Linked DNA regions of Mus musculus: region 1 is linked to region 2. A link is a loop called in an ENCODE intact Hi-C map of the cell type or tissue named here. Cell type or tissue: left cerebral cortex. All regions are shown on one strand.

Region 1 (5,000 bases), 290 kb after region 2:
ACCAAAGTGCCACTTTCTAGTTACCTCACCAGCTTCCTGGAGGGAGGAAACTCCAAGCCCTCTGCTGACTGCCAGAACCCTCAGTCAGTTAATCCTGCCGAGTTCTTGTGTAAAGTGATAATAATAAACTTCCCCTTTGAATAGTTTTTGACATTCAGATTCCAGTGCCAAAACCTGCTATCGAGATAGGACTCCTTTTTCCAAAAATGAAATTGAAAAAGCTCAGGGGTTAAACTGCTGAGCAAGTAAAACATCTGAGAAATATGAAAAGGAAAGTTGGTGCAGTAGTCTTGCATCTGCATGTGTGGGTCCTTGTGCTATGAAATCAAATGGTGACTGGCAAACTTCACAAGGCCCATGAGTTGAGACTGGGTGTTAAGTAGTCCAGACTGGGCATTAACTCCTGATCCTCCTGCCTCCATCTCCTAAGTGTTGGGAATCAAACTCCTTTGGCCTGAAGTTGTTGTTCTGGAAAAGTGGGTTTCACAGTACTGTCTTGAAGATGATCTCACAGCTTCTTAAACTTTTGGGGCTGAAATTTCTGCTAAATGGAATTACTTATATGGCAATAACATTGTTCTAACATTGCAATTCTATTTATTTCTTTACTTCTTAACTTGTCAGTTTTAAAGTATCAGGTTGAGGAGGAAGATGGGGAGAAAGACATAGTCACACAAATCAGGAGGAAATGGTGGAAAAGGCGTATTTTCAGAAATTTATAATAGAGAACATAATCTAGAATGCATATTTTTAAAAGATTTATTTATTTTATGTATGTGAGTACAAGGTCCCTCTCTTCAGACACAACAGAAAAGGGTGTCACAGATGTTTGTGAGCCACCTTGTGGTTGCTAGGATTTGAACTCAAGACTGCTGTCAGTGCTCTTAATCGCTGAGCCATCTCTCCAGCCCCTAGAATGCGTTTTTACTTTTGGACATACACAAACATATTTTTAAAGACTGATGTGGGGTTGGCGAGATGGCTCAGTGGGTCAGAGCACTGACTGCTCTTCTAAAGGTCCTGAATTCAAATCTCAGCAACCACATGGTGGCCCACAACCACCTATAATGAGATCTGACCCCCTCTTCTGCTGTGTCTGAAGACAGCAATAATGTACTTATTTATAATAATAAATAAATTAAAAAAAAAGACTGATGTGGTTAAGTTGTGATACATTTTGTTTTGGTTGAGAAATAAGAAAGAATTTGAAATAGTTCGGGCAAGATTACCATTTTTCCTTTTATATACAATTACCAATATATTTTAGATTGGTTATGTTTTATATCTAGGATTCCAGGCAAATTATTTTTCTTTATTTTTTTCCTTGGCATAGTTTAAAGTTTATGCATTGTTTGTGTATATGCTTTGTACATGTTCCATTAGTTTCCTGGGATATTTTGTGTAGTATCAGGAATGACGGATGCTTCACTTTGAAAGCTTACATATAATTGTTTAAATGGTTTACTAACATCAGTTAGCTTAGATTTCTAAACCACAGAGTGGCATTCCTGATTATAAACACCTTGTTAAGTAGCTGCTTCTTAGTGGAGAAGCTGATAAGCTTATCCTGGCTCAAGCTCACTGAGCTGATAAACATAGAGACTGCTTAGGCCCCTGTCAGGTTGTCCTCCACTCTTTTCTAAGTGTGGTCTTTCACACTTCCACTCTGCCCCTCTCATCTGCTGTTCAGTTCATGGCTATTTTTGCTGGCATTCCAAGACCTCTCAGGCTGATGATGCTGTGTTTTGTTTTTCCTCAACTTGAAGCAGGAGAAATCTTTCTCAGTGTAGACCTTTGTTTGGTTTGGAGTAACGATGCTTCTCTGTCTCTGTCTGTCTGTCTGTCTGTCTGTCTGTCTGTCTGTCTGTCTCTCTCTCTCTCTCTCTCTCTCTCTTGCTGTTTTGTTTTTTGTTTGGTGGGAACTGGTTAGATTTTTGAATTGAGGGTTTTCAACCAATAAGCTACAACTCTGGGTTGTGAGCAGGTTTAATTGAAAGTCCTCATGTAGCTTGGGAACACAAGTTGCCTTTGAATAGTTTTCTTGGGTCTCTGAAAGGGATCAGTGTGGTATAGTTGTGGTGTGGCTGCAAAGGAGAGGGAACCACATAAATCTCCTTGCGTAGGTGGTACTGACCTAGTTCTGCATCACTGAGGAGCCAGCTGTATAGCTCCTCACACTGAACCTCTGCCAACAAAATGCTCTCCAGCAGTTGTTTATTGATAACTGCCCTGCTGCTGACTTTCAAAAGTAACAGTGTGGATAATATAGAGCAAGGTCAAGTTGATGATAAATGTTAGAGGCTCAAAGACACTCTCCACTTTTACCTTATCTTACCATCCAATAATATGTCTTGTGGATATTTGTTCTCCGCTGAGACTGCAGTTGTGTTTATCATTTAATTGTTATTTATTTTTGAGCATTAGAAAGAAACATAAAAGGAGGGCAAGAGTATCCTAGAAGTCTTGTTGTAAAACTTGAATCATTTCTCTACTGTCCTGCATTTCTGCTAAGTAGCAGGACATTTGGTACACATGATTTCAGGCTGAAGCCAGAGAGGGCGCTTTGGTAATCTCTGTTTTCTCTCAACTTGCTTTCGACTGCTCTAACAGTTACTTCTGTCAGTAACTATTACGTGCTATGTTACATTAGTTTGAAACTTCTCATTGCTGCCACCTATATCTCACACACTTTTACTGAAGGCTGTATCTTGGGGTAATATTTAAAAAAAAAAAAGTTTGTTTAGGACCAGTGAGAGATGGCTCAGTGAGTTAAGGTAATTGCTGCTTAAGACTAGTGTTTTTAGTCTGGTTTGTTTAGTTTTTATTAGATGTTTTCTTCATTTACATTTCAAATGCTATCCCTTTTCCTAGTTTCCTCTCCAAAAATCCCCTATACCCTCCCCCCGCCCCAACCTACCCACTCCCACTTCCTGGCCTTGGCATTCCCCTACCCTGAGGCATAAATCTTCGAAAGACTAATCCATGACATAGGAGAGGGTAGCCTGGACTAGATAATATGCTGTTAGCACTTCCTCTCATATAGTGAACTGGGAAGTAGTTTTTATCTCCTGAATTTCTTTGTAATAAATAATATCTTGTCTTTGGGGAAAAAAAAAGGACTAGTGTTTTTTTTCCTTGTTCTGTCACTGGAACCAACATGGCAGAAGGTGAGAGCCAGCTCCTTTAAGAAGTTTTGTGGCTTCCACATGTACACCAGAGCACCACCTTCCCATAATATAGCTAAATCAATAGGTGTAAAAAAATAAATAAAAATAAAGTGTTTAAGTGACTTTCATTCATGTTGCTCTGTCTCTTCAAGGCCATGGCGCTGGCAAGTGTTCTGGTGAGCACTTTATGGCAGATGGTACCATGGAAACAGGAAGACACACAAGAGAGGAACATGGACTCCCCTAGCCAGGGAGCCGGAGAGCAAATTCTGGGGCCAGCTGGGCCAAGGCTTCCAAATAATTTGTTCTAGTGAGAACTAATGGGCCCCAGAAGTACTATTTGAATGTTTCCATGATCCCAGTATGAATCTGAAGGTCTGTAAGCATCCTGGACAATCACTGGTGTGAATCTTCATTCAAAGTCTTGGGAAGCTGGATTCTGGTGTTCACTGGATCAGCATCAAAAATACCCCCATTCTGTTCATTGTCCCATGGTGTCACCTATATTTAGTATGAGTCTTTTGCCCTCTGTTTGTTTTGGACACTAACTCATATCCCATAGACTCTAAAAAACACCCTCACAGATAGATACAACACCGTGTGTATTACCCATTTGCTGTATCTCTCAAAATTTAGCCAAAAATAATTTTATAATGTTTTTAAGAATTTCGTACAATATATTTTGATCACACTTACCCACCCCCTGACTTTTTCTCGTAACTCCTCTAAAATATACTCCCCAATCCCACCTCCCTTCAACTTTGTGTCTTTTTTATTTTCTCCCTTGACTATATTTCCAATTTATACTGGCCGTCTATTCATGAGTGTGGAACCATCCAGAGAGCATAGTCAAACCTACTTGGGACAAAAAAAAAAAAAAAAAAAAAAAAAAAACCAAAAAAACAAAAAAAAAAAAAAAAACAAAAAAAAACCCCCAAAACCAAAAACCAACCAACCAAACAAAAAAACCCCTAAAAGTTATCCATAAAGAAAAGCTAACTCTCCCTCTCCATCAGCTGTACATAGCACCTCAGGGGTGAGTTGGGAAAGTACCTATGAGTGGACCCCCATTCATCCTTGAATGCTGACTCAGATGGTCTTGTGTAGGCAACCACATCTGCTCTGAGTTTCCTACTGCAGTAATGGTGTCATGTTCAGAAGACACTGTTTCCCATCACACATCCTCAGTTGACAGGTCTTAGCATCTTTCTGCTCCATTTTCTTAGAGCAGTGGTTTTCAGTGTTCCTAATGCAGGTCCTCATGTTGTGGTGACCCCAACCATAAAATTGTGGGTTTTTTTTTGTTGCTACTTGATAACTGCAATTTTGCTGTTATGAATCATAACTGTAAATAATGTGTTTCCCACAGTCTTTGGCAACCCCTGATGAAAGGGTCGCTGAACTCCCCAAAGCAGTTATGACCCACAGCTACTATAGCTGACTCCTGACCCTTGTGAGGAGAGGTGTAGTATAATGTACCACTTTTGTTTTGAGTACTCTACAAATAATTATTCTCTTCCCTTGGATGGGTTGTGAATTTCTGCATGAGTAACAGTCCAAACAAAAAGATGCCTACCTCCAGCGATCTTTGAGAGCTGCACTAAGCTGTGGTATAGAGATTGAAATTTACAAAGCAGTCTCTGTGAACAAACTACATGGTGGTTTCAGCAGTGGGGTCTTTCCATATGGTTCTGGTGGGCAACTGAGAGCAATGATGTTAGCCTGTATTGTTTAAGTCATTTCTGGGACACCCCTGACCAATAACTAGAAAAGACATTCCAGCATTGGGCTTTTCATTTGGCTTCCTATAGCTTCTGGAGGGAGTATTATCTT
Region 2 (5,000 bases):
ATAAAAACCTTCCCAGAACTATCAAGGTGAGACAAGATGGTCTCTTCCGAGAGAGGAGACATCAGGCCGTCTTCTCACCCAGCCCCGCTGTCTCCGCGTCCCGCAGCGCGCTCCACAGACTTTGCAGGCTCCGAGCCCACGAGCGCGCGCCCGTGAGGTGGATCGGGGGCGCGCGGCGAGGGCGGCCTGGCACGTCCTCGAGCTCCGCCGGCTTGCCGCGCGTCCTTCTGCCGGCTTCAGCTCGTATCCCCGGAGTCCACCCGCCCGTCCCGGGGTGCGGACTGGCCCTGAGCTGGCCGTACAGCCCGGCTTCGGACGGTCCTCGCTGGAGCCATGGGCCGCCGGCTCGGCAGGGTGGCGGCGCTGCTGCTCGGGCTGCTAGTGGAGGTAGGGCCGCCGGTTCCCCGCGCCTTCGGGAGAAGGGACGCGGGAAGGGCATTGCGGAGCTCGCGAGTCTGCGGTGTGGGGCGGCGGAGGGGTCTGATGCCGGGACCCCCTGTCCTCCCTGCGCGCCTCCTCCTCCTGTCGGCGCCCCGTTTCCCTCTCGCTGCTTGCTCGGGCTTGCGTCCCCGGGAGGGACCTTTGTGCGTGTCCACACGCGCTCCCTGTCTCTCGGGGCCTGGGGCGGCGCCTCCCGCAGCTGGTAGGAGGGACAGGGACATTTCTGCCTTTGGAGATGAAGTGCAGGCTTTTAGAGGCGAGGAGAAAAATCCCACGGGGAGCTTGGGTGGTTGGTGTACTGTTGTGAAGCCGCGGAAACTTGATGGTGGGTGGAAGCACCGCCGAGGTACAGCCAGGGTTAGAGCGGGGCTGCGGTCGACTGAACTGCGACATCCTGTGACGCGAACCACCCTTCCTGCTCCAGCGGGTTCATTCAAAGGCAAAAGAGTGGATGTGTAAAATCTGGTGTGTAAAATATGGATTGGGGTTTGGAGGTTTGTTCATACCTCCACAGCTTCAGTATTTTGAAAGATTTTTGTATTAATAAAGTCAGTTTAAGTGGGTAAGGATGCCCCTCTGACTATCACTGTCCTGCCTCAGAAAACTGTAAACTTCCTTGGTTGGGGAGTCAGCGGTGCTTGGAAAGATTCTCATTTATGCTGGAGGAAAAGTCTTTCTTTCCAGGAGAGTTAAGGGAACAGTTTCTCCAAGCTCTAAGTTCGGATCAGAGCAAAGATTGCTCGTTTTTCTTTGAAATACCTCTTTTTTCTTTTCTTTCTGTTTCTCTCGCTCACTCTCTCTCTTTCCTTTCTTCTTCTTCTTCTTCTTCTTCTTCTTCTTCTTCTTCTTCTTCTTCTTCTTCTTCTTCTTCTTCTCCTTCTCCTTCTCCTTCTCCTTCTCCTTCTCCTTCTCCTTCTCCTTCTCCTTCTCCTTCTCCTTCTCCTTCTCCTTCTCCTTCTCCTTCTCCTTCCTCCTCCTCCTCCTCCTCCTCCTCCTCCTCCTCCTCCTCTTCTTCTTCTTCTTCTTCTTTTTTAACATTTAACGTTTTTGAGAAGTGCCACTTCTGGTTTTCTTTCTTCTTGTTGTTCATATTTTTAAAAGCTTAGAAACCAAACCCTCTGGGTAATGATTCAACATTGGTTGCTGTAGAAAAGCAAACCAGAGAGCACTGTTTACAAAAATAAACGTGTGTTTACCTCAGCATATCTCCGTTGAGGTAAATTTTGTAATCTGGCAATCTCATTTGCATGTGTGTGTGTGTGTGTGTGTGTGTGTGTGTGTGTGTGTGTGTGTCTGTGTGTGTCTGTGTGTGTGTAAGGAAGATTATCTGGGGTTCTCTTGTTTCTATATTTGTGCCACTCCTGTCTCCAACTTAGCTTTGTGTGTATCCTAAAAGTCTGCTTCAAAACTGCTGATTTTATTTTTATTAGGGTGGGTGTTCTTTCTGGTTGTGTTTATTTTTTCATTTTCTTTTCTATATTTTTGTATTCGAACGATGTTTATTGAGGAAATGAACATGAGAGAAGTGGCAGACCTGCCAACACTCTAAGGCTTTACATTCAAGGGCCAGCAGTGGAAAAGCCTTCAAAATGAGTCAAGTCAATTGAATTAGCTTTTCTGGGGGAGAAGGGAAACCAAAAGTAACATCAAATATGATGCGCTAAGATTGTTGCTTGTCATCAGTTTTTTTTTTGTTTTTTTTTAATCTACTGCTTTGTTGATTTGATGCCATCATAGTGACGTTGGTTGTCAAGAGTTTTTTGGAATGGACTTTTTTTCTGTGCTGATTTAAAAAAATAAGGCAGTAAAAACAAGGTCTCAGCACCTGGAGGGAGGGAGGGAGGGAGGGAGAGAGAGAGAGAGAGAGAGAGAGAGAGAGAGAGAATGCAGAAGACCTGGAAATCAGAGTTGTGTCAGGCAGTGCTAAAGTTTTATGTTTGGGGATGGGGTGAGTTCTTCCTTTCCCTCTTAGTTGGCTGATTCAGGCTACTACAGGGGATTGGGTAATCCAGACAAAGAAAGGCAAGCTGATTGGTTCCTACTATAGGACCCTCCCCCGCTTCTTGTGGGAGATTTGAAAGACCACTGAATACTTTCAGTCAGGGAAAAAGCCCACTGGTCTTGGTGAGGAAAGAGGAGCAGGAAATTGGTTGTCTCCTGTGTTCAAGTGAAAAGTATATTAATGCCCCTACAACCTGCTTTCCTTGTCAGCCTGCTGACATCATCAGTCTAAAGCCTAATCCTTTAGTGCAGAAGGTTTTGTTCTATCCTGTAACCTGTTTCATTGCATAGGAACTTTTTTTCAAGTGCCAGGAATGGACCTCAGGGCCTTGAACAAAGTAGTCAAACTAGGCCCTCTTCTGCAATCTGCATTCTTGGATTTGTTCATTTAATTTAATTTTATTGTTTTCTTAGCTACCAGAGGGAGTCTGAACCTTACACATGCTGGGCCAATACTCTATTCAGCTACAGTCCTTCTTAAGACAGGATCTTCCTATGTAGCCTAGGCCTCAGTCTCCCACATGCTATGATTACAGGGATGGGTCACCATGTCTGATTGAATTGTTTTATCTTAATGGGGAATTTAAAACTTCTTTGAAGGGCTGACAACCTCCCAAGGGCTGAGCTCTGATGCATTCCTGAAGTTCACTATCTGGATGCTGGTAACATGTGTTTTCTAGGTCGCTCCCGTTTACATGATGATTATCTTCAGTGCCTGATTTCCGGTAGAGAGCTGTGCCCTGTTGAGTGCCAGGACAGCCAAGGCTAAAAGGAGAAGCTGTGTCTCAAAACAGCAACAACAACAAAAACATTTAATGATTTGTCACATGCAAATTTAATGTAAGGTTTTAGTCTGAGCTTTCTCGTTTTATTTTATTTTAGTTTAGTTTTAGTTTTTTTTTAATTATATATTTCCTTGATTTACATTTCGAATGCTATCCCGAAAGTCCCCTATACCCTACCCCCAGCCCTGCTCCCCAACCCACCCACTTCAGCTTCCTAGCCCTGGCATTCCCCTGTATTGGAGCATATAATCTTTGCAAGACCAAGGGCCTCTCCTGCTAATGATGGCCGACTAGGCCATCTTCTGCTACATATGCAGCTAGACACACATAAGCTCTGGAGGTACTGGTTAGATTATATTGTTGTTCCTCCTATAGAGTTACAAACCCCTTTAGCTCCTTGGGTAATTTCTCTAGCTCCTACATTAGGAACCCTGTGTTCCATCTAATAGATGACTATAAGCATCTACTTCTGTATTTGCCAGGCACTTGCATAGCCTCACAAGAGACAGCTATATCAGGGTCCTCTCACCAAAATCTTGCTGGCATATGCAATAGTGTCTGGGTTTGGTAGCGGTTTATGAGATGGATCCCCAGGTAGGGCAGTCTCTGGATGATCTTTCATTCCATCTCAGCTCCAAACGTTGTTTCTGTAACCCCCTACATGGGTATTTTAATCCCCAATTCTAAGTAAGAACAAAATATCCACACTTTGGTCTTCCTGCTTCTTGAGTTTCATATGTTTTGCAAATTGTATCTTGGGTATTCTAAGTTTCTGAACTAATATCCACTTGTCAGTTAGTGCATATCATGGGAGTTCTTTTGTGATTGGGCTACCTCCAGATCCATCCATTTGCCTAGGAATTTCATAAATTCATTCTTTTTAATAGCTGAGTAGTACTCCATTGTGTAAATGTACCACATTTTCTGTATCCATTCCTCTGTTGAGGGATATCTGGGTTCTTTACAGCTTCTGACTATTATAAATAAGACTACTATGAACATAGTAGAGTATGTGACCTTATTACCAGTTGGAACATCTTCTGGGTATATGCCTAGGAGAGGTATTGCTGGATGCTCTGAAGTACTGTGTCCAATTTTGTGAGGAACCGCCAGACTGATTTCCAGAGTGGTTGTACAAGCTTGCAACCCCACCAGCAATGGAGAAGTATTCCTCTTCCACCACATCCTCTCCAGCATCTGCTGTCACCTGAATTTTTGATCTTAGCCATTCTGACTGGTATAAGGTGAAATCATAGGGTTGTTTTGATTTGCATTTCCCTGATGATTAAGGATGCTGAACATTTTTTCAGGTGCTTCTCAGACATTCAGTATTCCTCAGTTGAGAATTCTTTGTTTAGCTGTGTACCCCATTTTTAATAGGGTTTTTTGATTTTCTGGAGTCCAGCTTCTTGAGTTCTTTGTATATATTGGATATTAGTTCCCTATCAGATTTAGGATTGGTAAAGATCCTTTCCCAATCTAGTGGTGGCCTTTTTGCCTTGTTAACAGTATCTTTTCCCTTACAGAAGCGTTGCAATTTTATGAGGTCTCATTTGTCTATTGTTGATCTTAAAGCACAAGCCATTTCTGTTCTGTTCAGGAATTTTTCCCTGTACCCACATCTTTGAGGCTTTCCCCCACTGTCTCCTCTATAAGTTTCAGTGTCTCTGGCTTTTTGTGACGTTCCATGATCCACTTAGACTTCACCATTGTACAAGGAGATAAGAATGGATCAATTCACATTCTTCTACATGATAACTTTCAGTTGTGCCA

What was found. Peaks named below come from ENCODE experiments on the same cell type or tissue, not always from the same donor. Only the 100,000 strongest peaks of a DNase experiment are listed, where the experiment ranks them.
Region 1: a loop joins it to region 2, with 1.9 times the contacts of the local background. A loop is called at or near these places in 1 of 42 quality-filtered maps.

The regions. Positions count from the first base shown.
Region 1 is chr6:57,528,770-57,533,769 of GRCm38, reverse strand. All of the region lies in intron 1 of Ppm1k (protein phosphatase 1K (PP2C domain containing)), which reads left to right. Among named protein-coding and RNA genes, the nearest start is that of Ppm1k, 4.2 kb to the left of the region's middle. In left cerebral cortex, a CTCF peak has its summit at 2,572; a DNase peak (open chromatin) is centred at 2,146; H3K4me3 peaks cover 900 bases; H3K27ac peaks cover 1,005 bases.
Region 2 is chr6:57,820,314-57,825,313 of GRCm38, reverse strand. It overlaps Vopp1 (vesicular, overexpressed in cancer, prosurvival protein 1), which reads left to right and starts at 189. Exons shown (of 5, transcript NM_146168.1): 1 at 189-387. The coding sequence starts at 334. In left cerebral cortex, no CTCF peak of the experiment used is centred here; DNase peaks (open chromatin) are centred at 645, 767, 1,943, 2,681 and 1 more place; H3K4me3 peaks cover 1,295 bases; H3K27ac peaks cover 1,236 bases.